Regions from separate parts of the Homo sapiens genome. Here regions 1 and 3 are each linked to region 2. A link is a loop called in an ENCODE intact Hi-C map of the cell type or tissue named here. Cell type or tissue: endothelial cell of umbilical vein. All regions are shown on one strand.

Evidence for each region. A loop is a pair of places that touch in the nucleus more often than their neighbours do. Peaks named below come from ENCODE experiments on the same cell type or tissue, not always from the same donor. Only the 100,000 strongest peaks of a DNase experiment are listed, where the experiment ranks them.
Region 1: a loop joins it to region 2, with 6 times the contacts of the local background. A loop is called at or near these places in 6 of 110 quality-filtered maps.
Region 3: it touches region 2 in a loop (5-fold over the local background); 7 of 110 quality-filtered maps call a loop at or near these places.

The regions. Positions count from the first base shown.
Region 1 is chr12:96,260,360-96,268,359 of GRCh38, forward strand. It overlaps ELK3 (ETS transcription factor ELK3), which reads left to right. Exons shown (of 5, transcript NM_005230.4): 5 at 6,723-8,000. The coding sequence ends at 6,821. Among named protein-coding and RNA genes, the nearest start is that of ELK3, 70 kb to the left of the region's middle. In endothelial cell of umbilical vein, no CTCF peak of the experiment used is centred here; DNase peaks (open chromatin) are centred at 1,419 and 3,322; H3K27ac peaks cover 3,892 bases.
Region 2 is chr12:96,513,496-96,521,495 of GRCh38, forward strand. It overlaps CFAP54 (cilia and flagella associated protein 54), which reads left to right. Exons shown (of 68, transcript NM_001306084.2): 6 at 5,433-5,576. Among named protein-coding and RNA genes, the nearest start is that of CFAP54, 28 kb to the left of the region's middle. RefSeq lists a silencer at 3,227-3,336. In endothelial cell of umbilical vein, a CTCF peak has its summit at 3,395 (motif pointing left); a DNase peak (open chromatin) is centred at 3,356; H3K27ac peaks cover 1,017 bases.
Region 3 is chr12:96,424,252-96,432,251 of GRCh38, forward strand. It overlaps the pseudogene RN7SKP11. Among named protein-coding and RNA genes, the nearest start is that of CDK17, 28 kb to the left of the region's middle. RefSeq lists an enhancer at 1,298-1,397. In endothelial cell of umbilical vein, no CTCF peak of the experiment used is centred here; DNase peaks (open chromatin) are centred at 1,260, 3,260 and 4,970; H3K4me3 peaks cover 360 bases; H3K27ac peaks cover 5,580 bases.

The DNA of each region.
Region 1 (8,000 bases), 250 kb before region 2:
GTAGCAACTTGTTTGACATAAAGTGAAAATAAAAATAGTGAACAATTTCCCCATCCTGGGATAGAAAAATTACTTGCATCATTTTATGAATCATCATTAAGTTCTCCTTGTTCTGTAATGAAAAAGGAGAATCCAGGGCATTTGGTTAAAAAATAATGAAGACTTAGCTGCTTTATCTTATAGAACTCTCCATACTAGGCGAGCACCTTCATTATTCATTCACACACCAGAATCTTGCAGGACCGTCACTTGCTATCATGGAGAAATCAGTATTTCCTCCTTGAGACCCATAGATCATTACTCACTGATTAAGGTGTTACTGTTTGAATATGTTGAGTGCAGGTGGAAAGAATCCTAGGGACAGGACTGAAGAAAAGGTGGACCCAGTGCAAACTCCCTCTTTCCCAAATTCTAGCTTTTCTCATCGTCCCTGCCTGTATCCTGTGCCCCACAGTGTGGCTTACCCCAAGTTAGTTGCAGCTCTTTGGATACCATTTCATCTAGCACGTGGCACTTTGTATTATGATTGCCTGTTGATCTGGCAATCTTTCTCACTAAACTATGGGCCCTCGAGACCAGAATGGAATCCTGTTCACTGTGGTGTCCCCAGCATCTGGCACATGGCTTGGTACACAAGTGAGGCTCAGTAATAATTGACTGTCTAAATGAATTCACAAAGAGAAGTCTGAGAAAGGCCAGTATTAATAGCAAGTCTTCATGATCATCTGAGCTGGTCATTTTGCTTGTCAAGGTTAATGTCTGCTGAGTACCTCCTCTGTGCCAGGAGCTGTACATGCTGGGATTCAGGGTCTCTTTGTAAGGGTGGAGCTAAAGAGGTTTTGATTGCCATCTTGCTTCTTTGGTTTCCTAGTGGAGTTAGGGTAGGGTGTCATGAAGTGACCATATCCTTGGAGTAATTGGGTTTCTATCTCTTTCACAGCCCTTATTCCCATCACAACAACTTGAGCTATAGTCATGTTGATTTTTAACAATTTCAGCTTGGGTAGGAAAAGAGAAACTAGAAATAGCAAAAAGCAATGAGCAAATGTTGTATTAGGAAAGTTTAAAATTAGGAATACTAATCTTTTGGTGGAGAGATAAAAACACCTCATTTCCTGAAAGTCTTAAGATTAGAGCAGCAGAATTCTAAAATTAATAGAATAGAAAGAAATTGTTTGGTTACAGTAAACTCCATGGCAGTAGGGATTGTTATACTACTCTAATCCTAGAATCTAACACAGAGCTTCTGTAGAGTTCAGTAGGTATTTGTGAATAATAAGTGGCCTCTCATTTCTCTCCTTACTGGGAATTCTGCCACCTGATTGGTGCAGGCCTTGGCAACCTCCTAGGAAAGCAATGGAGCACTATTGGCTGGGGGTTCTTTGGGATTCCTTGTCTTAGATACCTTTTCCAGCCCAACACTCCCAACAGGAAATGATGGTTCATGTCTACAGTGATTCGACACGTTATCAGGATCTCTGGGAGTTGGGATACGTGCATCCGCTCGTTTCTTCAGTCCTCAGTCACTACTGTAGACCAATGGTTCTCAAAGTTAGCATGCAAAATAATCTCCTAGAGGGTGAGTTAAAATAAAGATTGCAGGGCCCCACTCCCAGAGTTTCTGACTCAGTAGGTCTGGGATAGGGCCTGATAAAAACTTTTTTTTTTTTTTTTTTTGAGACAGAGTCTCACTCTGTTGCCCAGGCTGGAGTGCAGTGGTGTGATCTCTGCTCACTGCAATTTCCACCTCCTGGGTCCAAGTGATTCTCTTGCTTCAGCATCCCAAATAGCTAGGACTACAGGCGTGTACCACCACACACAGTTAATTTTTGTATTTTTAGTAGAGATGGAGTTTTGCCATGTTGGCCAGGCTGGTCCCAAACTCCTGACCTCAAGTGACCTGCCTGCCTTGGTCTCCCAAATTGCTGCGATTACAGGTGTAAGCCACCGTGCCTGGCCCAAAAACATTTTTGTCATGTTCCTAGTGATACTACCCAGTCTAGGAACCAATTTGAGAAGCACTGCAGACCAGAGGTTCCTAGTTTATATTTAGAATTCTGCATCAGAAATTACTGCATTTAAAGGCTACCTGCTTAGAGTTTTAATTTCACCAAGTGGACCTGTTCTCTTTCCTGAAGCCATTCAGAATACAACCCTTGAAAAAAAAGACAAGCTGGTATTCCGGATGGCTGACAGGTTGTATGGCCTTGGGCTCTCTTTTTGTGGCTGGATCCAGGAGACTAAGGAAAAACAATTTTTTGCCTTTTAAAATATTATTAGTCTTCCTGTGAAAAGAGCAACTGAGTATGGCAAAAGTTGAAAATAGCAATTTTGAGAACGGTAAACAACAAAATATGGTAGAGGAATAACTTTCTGATTTTTAAAACTAGATGTTACAATTGATACATATTCAGAATTCAGATTACTATCAGCAGTGCCTCTTATTTTTTTAAGAACTTTTTTTTTTTTTTAAATTTAGAGACGGGGTCTCATTATGTTGTCCAGGCTGGTCTTGAACTCCTGGGTTCAAGTAGTCCTCCACTTCAGCCTCTGGAGTAGCTGGGACTACAGGCATACCACCACGCTGGCCAACATCCCTTTTAAACTGATGAAAATAATTTTCTTTCAAAATAACAACAAACCTCTTTCATGTACGCTATAGATGTAATGAAGGAAGAAAAAAATAGATTTGGCTTACACATTTTAAATGATGCTGGCAAGTTTCCTATTACCATGATTGGAAAGGTTGATCAGAATCCTTGGGGTAATAGTTGAACAGCTGAAGCATTTTTGTACAGAAGGGCCCCTAATATGATTACTATAGCAGGTTATAGCAGATATGAAAGAATTCCAAGGAAGGAGAGAGAAGACGCCTTTCTGGAAGAGGTATGCTTTAAAATTGAGAAATGTTTAGGTAAGGAGAGAGGCACCGAAGACATTGTGCTAAATGTAAACAAAGAACCTTGATTTATATAAATAAAGTGAACTCGGTTTTTCTTGGACAGTTTATTATTTTCTTCTTGTCTAAGGATGTCTGTTCCATGACTTTTGAAACAGATTTTGTTCCAATGTGGAATATACCTAGTAGGAATAGGTATGTCTTGAAACAAGGTAGAGCTAATTAAGTTTTCAATTAAGAATGTGTGCTGTAATTTTTAGTTCAACAAATCTAACCCCAGCAAATATTTGCAATGCTCTGCGACAAGGACTGTAGGGACAGAGAATATGTGAATAGTGGATGAGTAAACAAACTGCTGCAGAAAGTAAGGGGCAGACGCGCTTTTTCCAGCTGGCCACTGGACAGGCTCCAAGGAAGCAGTGGCGCCTCAGCTGGGAGGAAGGGACAGGATTTCGATCGAGTACATTTAGATGAATAGAGCCGAATGACGGGGACGTGAGAGTCTGTTCAGGAAGGGACCAGGTGATAGGAGATAAGGTTGGAAACGCAGCTGTGGGCCTTGAATATAGGCTTAGGAATTTCTCTCTTTATCTGTTAAATGTTTACGCTTTTTAAGCTGGAGGTAGGAGGATGAGATCTCTGTTTTAGAGAACAATCACTGATATTAGTGTGGAGGAAGAACTGAAGAGAAAGTGGAAGGAACAGGAAGATAAGAGGAAATTTTTATTTTTATTTTTTGAGATGAGCTCGCTGTGCTGCCCAGGCTGGAGTGCGGTGGCACAATCTCGGCTCACTGCAACCTCTGCCTCCTGGGCTCAAGCGATCCTCCCACCTCAGCCTCTCAAGTAGCTGGGACTACAACTACAGGCATATGCCACCAAGCCTGGCTAAGTTTTGAAATTTTTTTGTAGAAACGAGGTCTCACTATATTGCTCAGGCTGGTTTTGAACTCCTGGGCTCGAGCAGTCCTCCTGCTTTAGCTTCCTAGGAAGGGCTAGGATTACAGGTGTCAACGACCATACCTGGCTAGAGGAAATGATACTACAAATATTGAAGGGAGAATCATCTTTGAGATTAAAACAGTGGACACAGGATATAATTAGAAGACATTTTAGAGGTGAGCTCAAGAGAGGCAGACTTTGAGCTGGGTCTGAGGGGTAAAGTAGGTATTGAAAATTAAGTAGAAGCAAAGATTACTAAGTGATTAACATACTGGAAATGCTACTAAATAACAATAGTTAAGGCCGGGCATGGTGGTTCATGCCTGTAATCCCAGCACTTTGGGAGGGTGACATGGGTGGATCACTTGAGCCCAAGAGTTCGAGACCATCAGGGGCAACATAGCAAGACCCTGTCTCTCCAAAAAAAATACAAAAATTGGCCACGTGTGCTGGCGTGTGCCTGTGGTCCCAACTACTAGGGAGGCTGAGGTGGCAGCACTGCTTGAGCCCTGGAGGTTGAGGCTGTAGTGAGCCATGAGCATGCCACTGCACTCAAACCTGGGCGACAGAGTGATCCTGTCTGAAAAAATAAAGATAAAACATAACAATAGTTAACATTTATTGATGATTGATGACTTATTGTGTGCAAGACGTTGTTCTTAGCACTTTTGGTGGCTTCTCATTTAATACTCCCAGTAATTCTATTTTAGAGATAAGAAACTAAGGCACAGGGATATTGGCTAGTTTATTCAAGATAACACACTCGTAAGTGGTGGAGCCCTGACTCAAGTTTTAAGTTTGTGGTCCCAGCCACCATTCTCACTGACTTGGAGTAAGCAATGGAAGAAGGGCGAGTTTTGTGGGAAAGAGGCATTGGTTGGAGATGTCTAAAATGGAAATGGTTGTCAAGTCCAAGCATGGTACTGGAGAAAAGGTGGCTGGGGACAAAAGTTTGGGAAACGTTGCAGTTTAAAATAGGGGAGTGTCATGGGAGAAGAGCCTAATAAAGATGACTAAAAAAATGTTAGAAAAGCCAGGCTAATCAAGAGAAACTATGTCCATTGAGTATACAGAAATAATAAGGGCAGAAATCAGTAATTTATTTTGCAAAACAGATGAATACCAAAACTGATTCTCTTGAAAACACCAATAAGGTACACCAAAGAGAGAGAAGATGCAAATAAACAAAAAGAATGAAAATGCAGGCTGGGCACAGTGGCTGACATCTGCAATCCCAGCACTTTGGGAGGCTGAGGCAGGCCAGTTGCTTGAGCTCAGGAGTTCCAGACCAGCCTGGGCAACATGGTGAAACCTCGTATTTACCAAACATACAAAAATTAGCTAGGCATGGTGGCATCCACCTGTAGTCCCAGCTACTTAGGAGGCTGAAGTGGGAGGATGGCTGGGAGGTGGAGGTTGCAGTGAGCCAATATTGCATCACTATGCTCCAGCCTGGGTGACAGAGCCAGACCCTATCTCTAAATAAAATAAATAAATAAATGAAAATTTAAAATCTGTTCATCTTCCCATGTTCACTCTAACTCAATGGGAAGAGTGGTTAGTAGCACGGACCTTTTAAACAAGAGTATAAACTATATGTGCATAGATTTGATAATGCAGTTGAAGTGAATACAATTCTAGAAAAAGTTAAAATTCTAAAGTTCCAGAAAAGAAACAAAAACCTTGAATATGCCAATAATCATTAAAGAAATTAAAACAGTAATTAAAGATACCCCCTAACTCCTACCAAAATAAAAAGTTGTAAAATGTTGGTACAGAAAGATTTGTTTAAAACTTGGCTGTGTTGCTTATTAGCTGTGTGACCTTTAGCCAACAGAACTTATTTGAAATCTGTTTTCTCATCTGTAAAATGGGGACAACAAAACTTACGTTACAGCTCCTAGGTATCAAATGAAATGACAAGCCTTGATAAACTCTAAGGTACTAGACACAAGTTACTGAAATTGTTTGAAAATTGCAAAAACATATTTACTTAAATATAAGTATTTGTTGTACTTCTAACATGTGTCAGGCTCTGTAATTTGATATTTGGCGCTGAAGTTTAACTTTCCTGGACTAAATAGGAAATAAGCTAGAAAAGACAGCCCAGGAGATCTTTTTGACACATCATCCTCAACAACGAAAATCTAGTTGCAAGTAGTCACATATTAAAAGGCCTTGTTCAGTTGGGATTGCAACTAACATATTTGTTTCAGACCTGAAACTCATTATCAGAGCATATACTGTCATCCTACTATATTTATCATCTTAGTGAACAACAATACAGAAATCTTATTCTTTGTCACTTATGAGTGATCTGTGTGATATTTTAATTAGAATACTTTCTTAGCTCCAAAATAATCTATTCTAAATCTTTAAATACATTTCTTACTTTAGAATAAATGCTGCAAGAATCATCTTTGTAGTACCCTGAAAAACTGATGGCAAATTTCAAAATATAGTATTAGAAATTACTGACTCACATGTAAAGAGTCTATGGTTTTCAAAACACTCTTTTAATATTTAATATTAAACATTATTTTAATATTTATAGCATTATCAGCATCCTGAGTAGCTTAGAACTTTTAAAAAATAGTGTTAGAAGATGCTTTAGCAACATATAAATTATATATTTTTTCCTAGTAGCCTATGCATATAGAATAATTAGGGACATTTTCTGGGCCTTATCCTTTGTTTGCTCTATGTAAATCTTGATCTCATTGTCATCTTCCAATTATTCTGTAAAATACATTGGCAACTAATCTCTATCACAGGGGTGATGAGAGAAATGGACTGCTATGGACTGTATGGGAATGTAAAGAACCTAAGTTCTTCCCAATGGATTTGCAATAATTATTGTAAAAATCTTTTGTCCCCTACAGTTCCCCACACTGCTTAATGGCCACATGCCAGTGCCAATCCCCAGTCTGGACAGAGCTGCTTCTCCAGTACTGCTTTCTTCAAACTCTCAGAAATCCTGATGACGTCTGGCCACAATTAAGGACTCATTAACTGATGAAACAAATTTGTCCCCACGGGCTAGTTTACCTGTGTCGTGAGAAGGACATTGTGAAACTCTTGTTAATTTGGTTTGCACTTTTCATAACATGGATAGTCTAGATTTATGTTAGCATTTTAAAAACTGTTTTTGATATATTCAAGTATATATGAAAATCTGTTTGGCATTAAGTGAATTTTAATGTTTTTGTTTTTATATCCTTTTAGCTCTTAAGTGTTGAACACTGTTGACAGTGAAGAACTTTTCTTAATGGTTTTCAGTATAACTAATAAGGATGTGAAGCTTTTTTCTCTTTAGTTCTGAGTATGCTAAACTGTGTGCTTATATAGACTATAACCAGTTGTGCCTTCCTTCGCATTTAATGTAAATGAATGATTTATATATTTTTTAGTATTAAGAGGAAATGTTTGAAAGATGAAAATTAGTATCAAACAGCTCTCTAGTAGAATTTCATTATTTTTCACCAGTGGGCAATATGAAAGCATATATCACGTTTTGTTTTACTTTCAATTGTATAAGAATTGCCTTAGAACCTCTTTTGAACTGAAATTCAGTAAATGTCCAAGTAATGTTTTTATAATAAACTAAGCCATATTTAGACAATAAACATTGATAAAAGAAAATGTTCTAAAGTACATTTTCAAAAGAATGGACCTTGAAAGGCTAGCCTCCTTAGCTGTTTACAGTATCTTATCTTTTAGATGCCTCCCAGACAAAAATCTGAGATGGAAAAGCTACATCAAGTTCATGCTATTCCAGGCCCAAGAATATCTCCTAGGTTAGCATATTCTTATTTCAAAAAATTAGCCCTGGTTTTCTCAGTTTTCCATAGGGAATCCCGACCATCTGATATATTTACTGTGTCAGTATAAGTAAGTTGGGGTTCCCCTGGAACTATAATTAACATTTAAAAAATCTAATGCTTTAGAAGAAGCTCACAGAGTGGTGATGAACCCAAACAACAAAGAAACCATTTTTAACACTAGGTATCTTCATCAGTATAGGTAGGTGTTCACAATTTTTGATGGATCAAAAACTTGCTGTAATACAAATAGAGAGTGGAGGTACTAAAGGCCTTGCTTGTGGAAACTGAGAGAGGATACACTGCTTTATGTATTACTAAAGTTAGGGGAGAATGAAG
Region 2 (8,000 bases):
TTCGGGAGACCTAGACTGGCAGATCACTTGAGGCCAGGAGTTTGAGACCAGCCTGGCCAACATGGCAAAACCCCGTCTTTACAAAAAATACAAAAATTAGCCGGACCTGGTGGCACATGCCTGTAGTCCCAGCTACTTGGGAGGCTGAGGTGGGAAGATTGCTTGAGCCTGGGAGGCGGAGGTTGCAGAGAGCCAAGATCGTGCCACTTTGCACTCTAGCCTGGGTGACAGAGCAAGACTGTGTCTCAAATGAAAAAAAAATAGAAAATTAAAAAAAGGTGTCCTGGTTTGGATGATAAACTATGGTTACCCCCTTTATGTCATGATACGGAGCTTGGATTTCATTCTGCTTGAAGTGCTTCCACTTCTGGCCTGCATGCTAATCGGGTGAATGCACACTTAAACTCTAACCCAGTTGCATGACAAAGGCAAGGAGACTTTATTTTATAATAAGATTCTTACTTACCAGTAGTCACTGCTCAGTGTTAGCTTGAGGAAGTTGCTGACACTTCTATTGACTTCCCTACAATGTTGGTAGCATTTTTGTCCACGGGAGACATATTTATTCCCTGTATTAGTTTTCCAGTTATTGGAATGTAGGCCAAGAAGGGCGAATATACTCCCGTTGAGACCCTGCTTGAGTTGTTGCTGGCATCTGAAACATGACTACTTTATTCTTTATTCCATACAGAACCTTACCCTGAATATTCTAACACTCAGGAGAGATATGTTTTTTCTTATTTCCTCAAAGCATAGCCAAGTATCTTAAAAGTTGACAACATCTGAAAAATAAAAATGGAAGTAAAGAAATTTGCATGCTCAATGGATAACATTAATTATGTGTTCTCTCTCTGTTTTGCTTCTCAAATTAAAAAACTCTATGACAGACAGTGACTTGAAGAAGCTCTGTGCCAGCTTTCTGAGTGTGAATTAAATTGAGGGGGGACTCTCCCAGGCCTAATGTAAACTTGGCCCGCAGACTACTGCAATGATGCTACATTCAGTTCCAGATGATTTCCTAAAGAGAATTTGCATACTCTGGTTGCGCTTGGTGTAACAACAACAAACATGGCTTCACAGGACCATCATAGTTTGGTCTGCTGCAGTGCTTGCTGCCAAAGCTTTGAAGGGCAGAAATGTCTGTGCCGACATTTGACTGTTAGTGTTTGTGCTTGTTAACACTGAGAGAATTTTAAAGTGACAGTCATCTTAAAATAATTTCTTATTCATAACCTTTGTAAGACATTTCTTCTCTGCCTCATATACCTTGAGTTTGTCTCTGATAAAATAAGGATAGTTGAGTATTTTGCCATGCTGATTAAATAGGTATTCTAATCTTATTAGGAGATAAATCTTCAGTTTTTCAACCATAAGGAAACCATGGGAACCGATAATATTTTATATGAATTAATAAAAGCACAGGGTACATAAATTTTGCCACTAAAATTATTCTTTTGTTCATTATATTTCAAAACTTAAATCGCCTGTAAAATGACACTAAAATGAGTATAGTTCTTTTTTTTTTTTTTTTGAGACTGAGTGTTGCTCTGTTGCCCAGGCTGGGTGCAGTGGCGCCGTCTTAGCTCACTGCAAGCTCTGCCTCCTGGGTTCAAGTGATTCTCCTGCCACAGCCCCCTGAGTAGCTGGGATTACAGGCACCCACCACCATGCCAGGCTAATTTTTTGTATTTTTAGTAGAGATGGGGTTTCATCATATTGGCTAGGCTGGTCTCGAACTCCTGACCTCCAGTGATCTTCCCGCCTCAAGCCTTCCAAAATGCTGGGATTACAGGCGTGAGCCACGGTGCCTGGCCCAAAATGAGTATAGTTCTGTGGTGCCAGTCTTGTGGGATGGGGATGGGAGGTGAGGGATGCAATAATTTTGGGGGAGGGGTGGGTGGTTGTACATTTGGCACCTGAAGATCTGAATGACATTCTTTCTGTTTCAAGGAAATTAATAATTTTCACCAGTAATTCCCAAACCTCCAGTTGGTAAATTGATTCCTGAGCTGAGGCTAAAAATGGATTTGATGGGTCCATTTAATGGAGACAAGTCTTTGGAGGTCCCACCGTGTGTGAGATGTCCTGGGTCTGAGGGCTTTGAATACTGTAGTGACTTCAGAGTTCAAGTATGTTATAGCCTAAGACGGAAGGAGAAATAGACCTGGGCTCCTCATGCTGTCTAAACTCCCGTTTTTATAGGATCTAGGCATGATGGCTAGCTTTTGTTATTATTGAATCTATACCATGTGCTAGGTCCTGTGAAAGGCTTATGAGGTGGGCACTAGCATCATCATCATTAACATTGATTGAATGAATGCCTACCGTCATCAAGTATGCTTGTAAGCACTTTCATTTGTCATCTCATTTAATCTTCACACCACCACTTTGAGAAAGGTGCTGTCATTACCTCTATGTTTTTTTTTTTTTTTTTTTTTGATATGGAGTCTCGCTCTGTCGCCCAGGCTGGAGTGCAGTGGCGCGGTCTTGGCTCACTGCAAGCTCCACCTCCCGGGTTCACGCCATTCTTCTGCCTCAGCCTCCTGAGTAGCTGGGACTACAGGCACCCGCCCCAATGCCTGGCTAATTTTTTGTATTTTTAGTAGAGACAGGGTTTCACCTTGTTAGCCAGGATGGTCTTGATCTCCTGACCTCGTGATCCACCCGCCTCGGCCTCCCAAAGTGCTGGGATTACAGGTGTGAGCCACTGCGTCCGGCCATTACCTCTATCTTATATAATAGATAAGGAAGCTGAGGCTGGGAAAAGTTACTTTGCTTAGGGTCACACATCTAGTCAGAGATGTGCTGAGACCAGGGGCAGTGTCACTCTGTACCATTAGAATAATGCATGTCTGTTGACTAAATAGAATCCCGTCATGACCCATTCTATTTTGGTTTACATACTCAAATGGAGAAGCTGCAGGGAAGGGGTTGATATTTTCTGATATAACCCTATCTTCCTAAAGACATCCTGAAAACCAAAACTAACCAGGGGCTCTTCCGTAGGTGAGAAACACCTAATTTAGTGCTGCAGCAGGTCACCAGCATAAGCTTAGGGAATAGAGGGCGGTCGGACTTCTGAAACCTCTTTCCCTGAAGACATATGACCATTTTGCTTTTGTTTATGGAATAATTTAGCTTCTTTGGTGGCATTTAAAACTGTAGTATAGTACTCAGCAAACATTAAAGAATACATCTAGAATCTGTTCATTCTAAGAAACGATTGATTTCTGTTTCATTTTACTATGAAACTGAAATGGTTTGACAACGTATGTGGCTTGAACAGTTACTGTCAAATTATTTCACGTACCATTACACAAACTTTAAGTCCTAACTTTGAAATTGCTTGTCATTTTCTTTAAATGGTGTAAGCTGATATAAATGAGGCTGCAGCGCCATCCTGTGGCTGAGCTGATTTAATCGTATGTATATTTCCTGCTCAACACCTGCAACATGCTCTTACTGGGGCCATGTTTTAGATATGGATATCATTTGACTTTTTAAAGTTTTTTTTTTTTTTTCCATGAAGAGAATAGTCCTGATGTATCCTATTAAATTTTTTAATTAATAGAAACAATTATTTGTAGCTTTTAAGGGTAAGAAAAAAATGCTACAAATTGAGTCATATTTTGAAAATGGCTTTTCCTGTTTAAACTTGAAAGATGGTTTTTCATAACCCTAAGTGGTTTATGGTGAGCTTCTCCCCTTTGTCAGGGCTCCTCTGTGTAGTGGAAAGAACACTGCATTTGGGAGTTCAAAGACCTGAGTTTCAGCCCCAGCTCTTTTGATTAGAGTGAGTTTAGCCTCATGGAGTCAAGCTAGGTTACTTTTAAGATCTCTTCTGGCACAAAAAACTTTGATTTTCCATAGCAAATCAAATACAATGTGAACAATTGTTAACTGAAGCTATTTTCATTTTGAAATGTGAAATTTCTAATACCAGGAGTCCTGAAGGATTTTAGAAAGATGTGAATTTAAAGGGGAAATTTAGGCATGGCTTAATCATATACCACCCAACCCAAACCACAACAATCTAAATGCAAAAATCTGAAATAGAGATTGTTAGGGAGCAGCAAATGTGAGAAAAATTCGAGGGTTTTTGGTGATATGATTAATTTCATATCAGTTCACAAAGTTCACAACAATAGCAATGACAGCAACAACAAAAACAGCAAGGAATCAACCTTAGTCTAATTTAGAAGAGGTACAGTGTCCACAACCAGGGACTGAAAGCATTCACTGTACTGTGGTCTAGCCATACACCCTGAAAGGATGCTGGCAACCTGGGGTAAAGCCACAGAAGGCCAATCATGGTGGAGAAGGGCAGTGCAGTTCCGTGAGGGATGGAAGTGCTTGGGGATATTTACCCTGGACGAGAGAGCTGAGGGAGAGGGCAGGCTACATAAATGTTTTTAGATTTCTGGATGGCTGTAATTTAGAAGTGAGTTCTGGATTGCTTTGTGCTGTTCTGGAAGACATGAGGACCAATGCACTGGAGGTATATTAAGGTGGATTTTATTTTAGATTATGGAAGTATTTTCCTAGCATGTCATGTACGTTGTCACTTTCTCCATAACAGCACTATTGTAATGTGAAAAAATACCCATTTTACAGATGAGAAAATTGAGGCGTAAAGAGGTAAAATGATCCAGCCACTAGGTGGTAAAATTGGGACCAAAATCCAGGTTTATTTGATTCTAATCTTGGACCATTTCTACTAAGCATCACAGGCCCCAGGCTGTAAGCCTTTTTCATTTTCCTTACCTCCTATACCAGCTAATCTTCAGAATCATATACTGGTTCCAGGCCAACAAATAACAATTGTATCATTGGAGTTAATTCCTAGACTACTGTTGACATGGTAAATGTTAATAAAAATGAGCAGAGAGGCTTATAATAAGACAAGACAGGCCGGGTGCAGTGGCTCATGCCTGTAATTCCAGCAGTTTGGGAGGCCGAGGCGGGTGGATCACTTGAGGTCAGGAGTTCAAGACCAGCTTGGTCAACGTGGTAAAACCCCCTCTCTACTAAAATAGAAAAATTAGCCAGGTGTGGTGGTGCACACCTGTAGTTCCAGTTACTTAGGAGGCTGAGGCATGAGAATCAATTGAACCCAGGGGGCGGAGGTTGCAGTAAGCTGCGATTGTGCCATTGCACTCCAGCCTGGGTGACAGAGCAAGACTCTGTCTAAAAACAAATAAACAAACAAAAAAGACATTTTAGGATGTCTTCCAAAATGGCTTGAGATTTTGAGCTTTTAAATTATCTTTTACTTTTTAAATGCTTGTTTCTTCTTGACACGTTATTTATGGTATTTTTGGTTTGAGTAATCAGCAACTTGTGCTCACAACTTAGAATTTGATTATATTTAATACAATTATCATTATTAACTTCAAATGAAAACAAATCCAATGGTGCCCTTTATTTTGCAGGCCTTAGAGTATCTCCTGTGGGCCAGCATGTGTATGGAGTCCTTGGTCCCGCTCCTGTCACTCAGGTACTTGACATGGCGCGCTACTCTCTACACAGCTGTTTGCCAGTGCTGCTATGACTGCCATGCCGGGATTCACGGAGAGGTATGCTGCTTTTTAACTCTGAGGAGTCGAGTTTTTTTTTTTTTTGAGATGGAATCTGGCTTTGTTGCCCAGGCTGGAGTGCAGTGATGTGATCTCGGCTCACTGCAACGTCCACCTCCCAGGTTCAAGCGATTCTCCTGCCTCAGCCTCCTGGGTAGCTGGGATTACAGGCATGCGCCACCATGCCCGGCTAATTTTTGTATTTTTAGTAGAGACAGGGTTTTGCCATGTTGATCAGGCTGATTTCGAACTCCTGACCTCAGGTGATCTGCCTGCTTTGGCTTCTCAAAATGCTAGGATTACAGGCGTGAGCCACTGTGTCCAGGCCCAATATTTTAAAATAGAGCGTATCCAGCATTTTCTTCCTTAGATGCCTGCCAGGGGAAAAACAAAACCCAACCAAAGAATTGAAATGAAGAAAAGACAAAAGTTCAGCTTTATTTGCACAAATTGGCTTGGCTTTTCCATTGTTTTTCTCTCTCACCCTCCTTTCTGCTCTCTCCTTTATTCTCTATTCATTTTCACCTTCTTTGCTCCATTTCTGAGTAAGATTTTTGGAATTTTAAAAATTAAGATTTTTATTTTTAAATGACAAATAATAATTGTATATACTTATGAGGTACAATGTGATGTTTTGTTGAATGTATGCACTGTGGAATGATTAAGCTAATTAACATATTCATCTTCTCACATACCTTTTTCTTGTAGTGAGAACACTTAAAATCTATTTACTAGTAATTTTGAAATATGCAATACGTTATTGTTAACTATGATCACCATGCTGTGCAATAGATCTCAAAAACTTCTATCTGTTGTCTTTCCATCCTCACTTTGCTCTTGAATACAAGCCACCTTCCCTCCTCGTTTAGTTTTGTGTTCCTTATCACTTAGTATGTACACTCTTGTCTTGCTTTTCTCTGCTAACCACCATTTAGTACACTTTGTTTTTCTTTTGTTTTCTTTCTTTATTTTTTAAGACAGAATCTTGCTCTGTTGCCCAGGCTGGAGTGCAGTGGTCTGATCACGGCTCACTGCAGTCTTAGTCTCTGGAGTATCTGGGACTACAGACACACACCACTATGCCAAGCTAATTGAATACACTTTCTAATGACCATTTAATACACTCTATTTTTTGTTTTTCCTTCTTTCATTTCATTTTGATTGAGTACTTGAAATATAACTTAACTTCAGGCTGGGCATGGTGGCTCATGCCTGTAATCCCAGCACTTTGGGAGGCTAAGGCTGGTGGATCACCTGAGATCAGGAGTTCGAGACCAGCTTGACCAACATGGTGAAACCCTGTCTCTACTAAAAATACAAAAATTAGTCAGGCATGGTGGTGTGCACCTGTAGTCCCAGCTACTCGGGAGGCTGAGGTTGCAGTAAGCTGAGATCGCACCGTTGCACTCCAGCCTGGGCAACAAGAGTGAAACTCCATCTCAAAAAAATTTATATATATATAAATTTATATATGTGTCACTCCAGAGCTTCTATTGGCCTGTAGAGTGCCCCTGTATCAATTTGAAAAAGGCACCTTCTCTACATTATGTGACACCTGGCTTGGTCAGTGGATGGGACCTTGGTGAGAATGAGAAATAAGCACCCCTTCCTTTGGGCCAACACGTTCCTGCACAAGGGTGCATGGTTTGGTATGTGGGGCGTAAGCTGGATTTCTGCTCTAGTCAACCTCTTTGGCTGGAAGTCTTGTGTAGGACTGCCTTCATGGCTGTGCACATGCCTATTCATATCTTGTTAACGACCATAAATAAATCATCTGGCCAATTCACAATTCCATTTAGTTTTTCCTGCCTGAACTAATTCTGAAGGGTTTGATGCTGGTGGCACATAGGCAGAACAGCCTAATTTAACCTTCACGGGTTACTTGTGTAGCTCAAGATACATTCCAGAAAGACAACTCATCATGTATATATATAGTTAACTTCAGTGTACTAGTGGTGGCATATTTTGTTCTATAGCTATTAAGATTATTAGGGAATGGAACTTTTATAGCGTTTTGGCCATTTGATCCCTATTGGGATTTTTCTTTATTGGAAAATGTAACCCTTCATATATGTTAATATTTTGGTTGATCTAGAAGCATCTTCATTAAAAATTATAAATGATGAATGAAATATTTCAAAGAGTTGGTGAAATAAGGGACATGAACTCTTGTTATTGAGTTCTTAATAACTCCTTTGAACTCATTTGTTATCTCTAGAGGATTATAATAATGGTGATATGATTAAATAAGAAAGCCTCCCTTCTTCCTTCCTTCAGATATTTATTAAATACAGTGTGCTGCGTATTGGAGACACAAAAATGAGTAAGATCCTTTCAGGAAGTCACAATTTGATGGTCAATGTGAACAGTTAGGTAGATAATACAGCATGTCATGATAGGAAGGTTAGGATTTGAGAAGAGCAA
Region 3 (8,000 bases), 89 kb before region 2:
TTTTTTGTTTTTGAGATGGAGTTTTGCTCTCGTCACCCAGGCTGGAGTGTAATGGCATGATCTCAGCTCACTGTAACCTCCGCCTCCTGGGTTCAAGCAATTCTCCTACCTCAGCCTCCCTAGTAGCTGGGATTACAGGCGCCTGCCATCACGCCCGGCTAATTCTTGTATTTTTAGTAGAGACAGGATTTGCCATGTTGGCCAGGCTGGTCTTGAACTCCTGACCTTAGGTGATCTGTCTGTCTCAGCCTCCCAAAGTTTTGGGATTACAGGCATGAGCCACCATGCCTGGCCAGTTTATACTAAATTTATCAGCAAGGAAAAGGAGTTCCTACTGAAACTGTAATGCTATATTGTCTCCCGAAATAGTTGTAAATCTTTCTCTAGAGAGAGATTTTTTCTTTGCCATTTGTATTTTTAAATTTAACCTCAAGACAAAAATGTCTGTGTACAAGGTACAGAAGATACATTTTTCCCTACTGGACTATAAGCTGTTTGAGGGCAAGAAGTGTATCTCTAGTAACTGTCACAATACCTGGTATGTAGTAGTGGCTTTATTCATGTTTATGGAATGTTAAATTCCTTAAGTAATTATTGAATGAGTGATAAATACTATTTTAAGATCTTTATGGCTGGGCGTGGTGGCTCATGCCTGTAATCCCAGTACTTTGGGAGGCTGAGGCGAGTGGATCACCTGAGGTCAGGAGTTCCAGACCAGCCTGGCCAACATGGTGAAAACTTGTCTCTACTAAAAATACAAAAAATAATTAGTTGGGCATGGTGGCGGGTGCCTGTAATCCCAGCTACTCGGGAGGCTAAGACAGGAGAATCTCTGGAACACGGGAGGTGGAGGTTGCGATGAGCCGGGATCGTGTCACTGCATTCCAGCCTGGGTGACAGAGTGAGACTCCATCTCAAAAGAAAAAAAAGATCTTTATGAGAAAAAAATTATTAGGATAAAAGAGATGAAGATAATGGTAAGAATTTTTGAAGCCAAATGGAATTAATCTAGGAAAAGGCCTTGGAGGGGGGAAGTATTTAGTGCCTGTTTGGAAGCAACGGAGAGAGGTGGGTTGGCAGAAAAGAGGAATCAGCACCCTACTAGGGAAAACAGGACATTTAAGGCCTGTTAAGATTTATGGAGAAAATGTTGAAATGTGCATAGGAGCCAGGAGTACGCCAGGGAGAATGAAATGCATCAAGTGAAGGCAGGGACAGGAGGAAGAGGTTAGCCATGGACCACAGACAGCCTGAATCTGTCATGACTCACTTTTACTGAAAGTCAGTTATGAGCCAGAAAATATGCATAAATATTTGCATGTGAATATTGATTGAAGTCACCCAGAATGTAGGCAGGATCCTGCTCACACTTGTCACCAGCAATCTCTATGACGCTAAACACAAGGGATATTTTCAGTCCTCCCTATCCCCGACCTTTCAGCTGCATCTGAATCTGCTGACCTCTCTTTACTTTTTCTAAAAATTGTGGTAAAACTACCTTTAAGAGTACAGTTTAATGACATTAAGTGCATTCACATTGCTGTGTGATCATCACCACCATTCATAAAACTCCTTTTGTTTCTCTTTTCCTTTTTTTCTTTTTTGAGAAAGGCTGTTGCTTTGCCCCCCAGGTTGGAGTGCAGTGGCATGATCATAATTCACTGCAGCCTTGATCTCCTGGGATCAAACGATCCTCCTGCTGCAGCCTCTCAAGTAGCTGGGACTACAGGTTCATGCCCCCACGCCTGGCCAGTTTTGGGGATTTTTTTATGGGGAGGGTGGGATTTAGTAGAGGTGAGGTCTTGCTCTATTGCCCAGGTTGATCTCGAACTCCTGAGCTCAAGCAATTCTCTCACCTTACCCTCCCAAAGTGCTGGGATTAGGGAACCACAGTGCCAGGCTCACAGAGCTCTTTTTAGCTTGCAAGACTGAAACTCTATACCCATTGCACAATAACTCCTGTTTACCATCTTCCCCCAGCCTCTGGCAACCACCCTTTACTTTCTGTCTCCATGGGTTTGACTACTCTAGGTACTTTATTTTTTTTATTTTTTATTTATTTATTTTTTTGAGACAGAGTTTCGCTCTTATTGCCCAGGATGGAGTACAATGGAGCCATCTCGGTTCACTGCAACTTCCGCCTCCTGGGTTCAACCGATTATCCTGCCTCAGTGTCCCAAGTAGCTGGGATTATAGGCATCTGCCACCACGCCAGGCTAATTTTTGTGTTTTCAGTAGGGACGGGGTTTCACCATGTTGGCCAGGCTGGTCTCGAACTCCTGACCTCAGGTGATGCATCCACCTCAGCCTCCCAAAGTGAGAGGATTACAGACATGAGACACCACACCTTGCCTACTCTAGGTACTTTATATAAGTGGAACCATACAGTATTTGTCACTTTTGTGACTGACTTATTTCACTTAGCATAATGTCTTCAAGCTCATCTCATATTGTAGCATGTGTTAGAATTTCCTTCCTTTTTAAGGCTAAATAATATTGTATTGTGGCCAGGCGTGGTGGCTCATGCCTGTAATCCCAGCACTTTGGGAGGCCGAGGCAGGTGTATCACCTGAGGTCAGTAGTTCCAGACCAGCCTGGCTAACATGGCGAAACCCCATCTCTACTATAAATACAAAAATTAGCCGGGCATGGGGCCTGTAATCCCAGCTACTCGGGAGGCTGAGGCAGGAGAATCACTTGAACCTGGGAGGTGGAGGTTACAGTGAACTGAGATTGCGCCACTGCACTCCAGCCTGGGTGACAAGAGCAAAACTCTGTCTCAAAAGCAAAAGAAAACGAGAAAAAATAATATTGTATTGTGTGTATAGGCCGCATTTTGCTTATGCCTCTTTACTGTTCGAGACATCTTTTCCCTTGGCTTCCACAACACCACATTTTTCTGATTTTCCTCCTACCATCCTCCTAGCATCTATTTTTCTGCCTCCTTTTAGGCTCAGCCCTCACCACTTGGCCCCTCAACGTTAGAGTTTCCTAGTTCTTAGTCCCAATTCCCGGCTACCCTCTTACCCTAGACAATTTTGCTCCAGATCATGGCTTCCCTTCCTGTTTGTTTGCCAGTGTCTCCATGTGTGCAGCTCCAGGGGGTTGGGGGGCAGGGTGCGCAGAGAGAGCAGTGAGGAAGGAAGGGGACATCTGCCTCCTCAGTCAGCTCAGCCGAGTCAGTGCTGACGAACAAAGGGGCAGCAAATGTCTCAGCCAGAATGCTCTCACATCTGGATCAGGAGCTTAAGTGTGATTTGAAAGGCGTGAGGCCAAAATGATGCTGGAGGAAGCTGACTCGTGCTGTGATTTCACAGAAAAGAATGCAGTTAGAATAAGATCATGGGAGACAGCTGTGATGGCAGTACAGCCACAAGATGACTGGTCTCCAGGCTGACTCTGACAATAGGAATGGATGTGAAGAAAAAACATGTTTATAAGAAAAAATGGACATAAATCGGTGGTTGAAAATGTGGGAATGAAAGAAATGATAAACAGTGAAGTTAATGCTTTCTCTAAGGCTTTTGCCTATAAATGCATCATGGAATCTTTTTGACCATGCTTGAGGTCAAAAGGGTTTCTCTTCTGAAAATTAAAGAAAAGACCCAGTTAGACCATTAAGATGCTTTCCTATCCATTTCTCCTTTCCCTTTTTTACTTCACTCTCTAGGGCTAGAATCTGCAAAATTGACAGAAGGATAGATAAGACAGGCTGATAATTGTGTCCTCAATTGTATATGCTTTCCTCCAATGTTTTTCTTTAATACTGGCATTTTTTTTTGTTAACAGCCTCACTCTTAACTCTGCCTCTCCCATCCTTCAAGGGCTATAACAGCCTTGTTATATCCCTCCATAATTATCATTGACAGGCTTCTCGGTCTTAAAAAAACTGAGACAAGAACATGTGTTTTCCTTTGGACTGAGTTTTGAAAATACAAATGATCCAAACAGGCATGGTGGCTCATGCCTGTAATCCCAACACTTTGGGAGGTTGAGGCAGGAGGATCACTTGAGGTCAGGTGTGGTGGTGTGTACCTGTGGTCCCAGATACTTGGGAGGCTGAGGTGGGCAAACTGCTTGAGCCTAGGCCTGGTTGACAGAAAGAGACCCTACCTCAAAAAAACAAAAAACAAAAAAGTGAAATCGAAGAGTAATTTTTAGCCAGCGGCCTTTGGAACCAAAGTGTTTGGCTTTATTCTTTTGTGGGCCTCTTCTCTTTCCTTTCTAGATTAGGAGATCTTGATCAATGCAGTGGGATGACATTAGGAGAAGGAAAAATGACTTCAGGAGTCATAAGTATAAAAACTGGCTTCAGATTGAGAATCAACTGACTATTCAAATTGTAAAAGAGCAGAAGTGTTTTGGATAGTCTCCACAAAAATACAAAAATTAGCTGGGCCTGGTGGCACACGCCTGTAATCCCAGCCTGAGGCAGGAGAATCGCTTAAACCCAGGAAGTGGAGGTCACAGTGAGCCAAGATTGCACCACTGCACTCCAGCCTGGACGACAGAGCAAGACTCGGTCTCAAATAAATAAATAAATAAATAAATAAATAAATAAATAAATAAATAAAGGATGTTATGCAATGTGATATGTAGAATACATAATCTTGTCCTAAAAATATAGTATAACAAATGTAGAATAACCAATGGTGTTAGGTTGTTTGTTTTTCACTTTACTCCTTTTTCTTGTGACAGCATTTCCAGTTTGCCTTGGAGCACTATTGGAGACGATCCCGGTGCTCCAAGAACCAAGGTACTTCGTTAGCCAAATAAGAGGTGAACACACAGCCAAAGCCAGACCAATCAGATGCTTGTCCCCAGGAGTTTGAATCTCAAGCAGAGAAACAAAAAGACTGAAAAAGATTACTTCTTGCTATTTGGATTCCCAAGGCCACCCTGGTCCTTGTCTTTTCTGAGCCTGGTTATTGTGCTGGGCTTTCCATTCTGTAAGCTACTAGCACACAGAGTGGAAAGTTTCTTTTCTGCTACTTTATCTGGTTTCCTTTACTTCCAATCAGCATTTTTATCTTGAATGCTTACGAGTGCCAGGCACTGTTATGAGGTCTTCGTGTAGATGACATCATTTGAGCTTCACACCAATTCTTCAATTATTATTTGGCTCACACCTGTAATCTCGGCACTTTCAGAGGCTGAGGCAGCAGGATTGCTTGAGTCCAGGAGTTCAAGACCAGCCTTGTCAACATAGTGAGACCCTGTCTATATAAAAATTAAAAATTATTTGACATTTGGCAGATGAAGATGAGCCTCAGAAAAAATAAGCGCCTTATCAAAGCTTACACAGCTAGCAAGACGTGGAATTGATGTTCACACTTAGGTAGTATGACTCCAGGTCTTTAGCGTCTAATCTCTGGGAAAGAATTCTTTAAGCAAACTCATTAAGTGGGTCTTTTGGTAATGAGGTGGTGAGGAGGGGACCCTGGAGGCTGGATTGGAGAAATGGAAACAAAAGGGAATTGTTCCCCATAGTAAATTAATAGAATTTTGGAGTTATTCTCTGATGTTCAGAAAAAGTAGGTTTAGAGATCCTGGGACTCAAAGAAGGCTACAGATGTTAAAAGGAGAGGAAGTCCTTGCAATGGCGACAGGCGGGAGTCACCGGAGAGAGAGAAGCCAAAGTGTCCATTAGGATATTTTCTGCTGTAAATAACAGAAAACTGAACTCAGAATGGGCATAAATAATACTATATTCAAAAAGTCCAAAGGTAGGAATGTCCAAGATTAAATATGTTGATGGGCCAACAATAAAGGTGAGGTTTTTTTTCCCCCAACTTTGCCTTTTTCACTCTGTGTTTTGTTTTCTCTGTCCTTAAGGAATGCCCCCTTAGTTATGAGAAGACTACAGCAGTTCCATGTATAACCTTTGGACAGGACAATTTTAGAGGAAGAGGTGCTCTCTGTTTATCTCTCTTGAAAGGAGGAAACCTTTTTCAGAAGCAGCCTGAAAGATTTCTTTTTACATTTAATTGGCCAGAATGCACCACATGCCAATAGCTAAACCAGTCACTGCCAAACATACTAATAAGAACAATTGGAATGGAGCTCTCAGCAGTAGATGTGGAAGAGGTTGGGATACTGAATAAAATCAGCGTTCAGCAAAGAGATGCTGGGTGCAGTGGCTCATGCTTAATCTCAGCACTTTGGGAGGCTAACATGGAAAGATTGCTTGAGCCCAGGAGTTCGAGACCAGCCTGGGCAACATAGTGAGATCTAAATAAATAAATAAATAAATAAATAAAAATTAGCTGAGCATGGTGGCAGGCACCTGTAGTCCTAGCTACTTGGGAGGCTGAGGGAGGAGGGTCACTTGAACCCAGGAGTTTGAGGCTGCAATGAGCTATGACTGCATCAGTGCACTCTAGCCTGGGCAATAGAGTGAGACCCTGTCTCACAAAAAAAAGAAGGAAAGAGAAATAGAGTGAACATTGAATAGGCAACTAATTTGTTGCCTGCAGAGTAAGAGACTTAGGATGCAGATGCAGAGGCACATGGGGTGAGATATAGAGGAAGGTGCATGGAACTTCCATACCCTTCATGAGTATACCACCAACCAGGACCCCTCCACGTGTTCAGCTATCTGGAAGCTCACTGAACTCTGTCCTTTTGTTTTTGTTTTTGGACACAGTTTCACTCTTGTCGCCCAGACTGGAGTGCAGTGGTACAATCTCAACTCATCGCAACCTTCGCCTCCAGGGTTCAAGCAATTCTCCTGCCTCAGCCTCCAGAGTAGCTGGAGTTACAGGCACCTGCCACCATGCCTGGCTAATTTTTTGTATTTTTAGTGGAGATGGGGTTTCACCATGTTGGCCAGGCTGCTCTCAAACTCCTGACCTCAAGTGATCCGTCCGCCTTGGCCTACCAGAGTGCTGGGATTACAGGCATGAGCAACCACGCCTGGCCCTCCTTTTGGGTTTTTATGGAACCTTTATGACGTCAGCATTCCTTTCCCCAGGGTATGGGCAGGATCCTCTCTGGGAAGAGTCCTAAGACCCACAGTCAGAAAGGTGGGGGTGGGGCAGGAAGAATTAGAGTCCTGCCTTGAAGCAGGGGAGAAGAAGGCAGGAGGTCAGAGGCCTGCCCCCGAGGCCTAACACACCCCACATTACACCAAAAGATTGTAATGGCTAGGCTCGGTGGCTCCTGTCTGTAATCCCAGCACTTTGGGAGGCCCAGGACTGGGGATCACCTGAGGTCAGAGTTTGAGATCCGCCTGGCCAACATGGTGAACCCCTGTCTCTACTAAAAATACAAAATTAGCCAGGTATGGTGGCACATGCCTGTAGTCCCAGCTACTCGGGAGGCTGAGGCAGGAGAATCGCTTGAACCCAGGAGGCAGAGGTTGTGTGGTAGGCCTGGTCTCACAGATGCAGACCTCTGTAACAACTGTTTCAGCACTGACTAAGTAGTTAAGTTAAATATTAAAAGCTGAAAGAGCCAGGATCCTTATACAAAGGCTGGAATGTAACAAAAGCCCACCAAGAGTTTTGGCTAGCTTTTCCTGGGCCTTGAAGCATGACAAAATAATGAAGCAATTCTTAACAGGACCCTTTTAGGATTAAACAAGTTTTATTGGGGGTCTGAAGAAACTCCCCAGGCCTCCACAAACAAGTTTATTGGGGCCTAAAGGAACTCCCCAAACCTTTATGATTTAGCAGGATACAAATAAGGGCAATTGGCTGGGCACAGTGGCTCACGCCTGTAATCCCAACACTTTGGGAGGCCAAGGCAGGCAGATCACAAGGTCAGGAGATCCAGACCATCCTGGCCAACATGGTGGAACCCCATCTCTACTAAGAATACAAAAATTAGCCGGACGTGGTGGTGCGTGCCTGTAATTCCAGCTACTCAGGAGGTTGAGGCAGGAGAATTGCTTGAACCCAGGACAGGGAGTGTTGCAGTCAGCCGAGATTGTGCCACTGCATTCCAGCCTGGGCTACAGGGCAAGACTCCATCTCGGAAAAAAAAAAATACAAAAATTA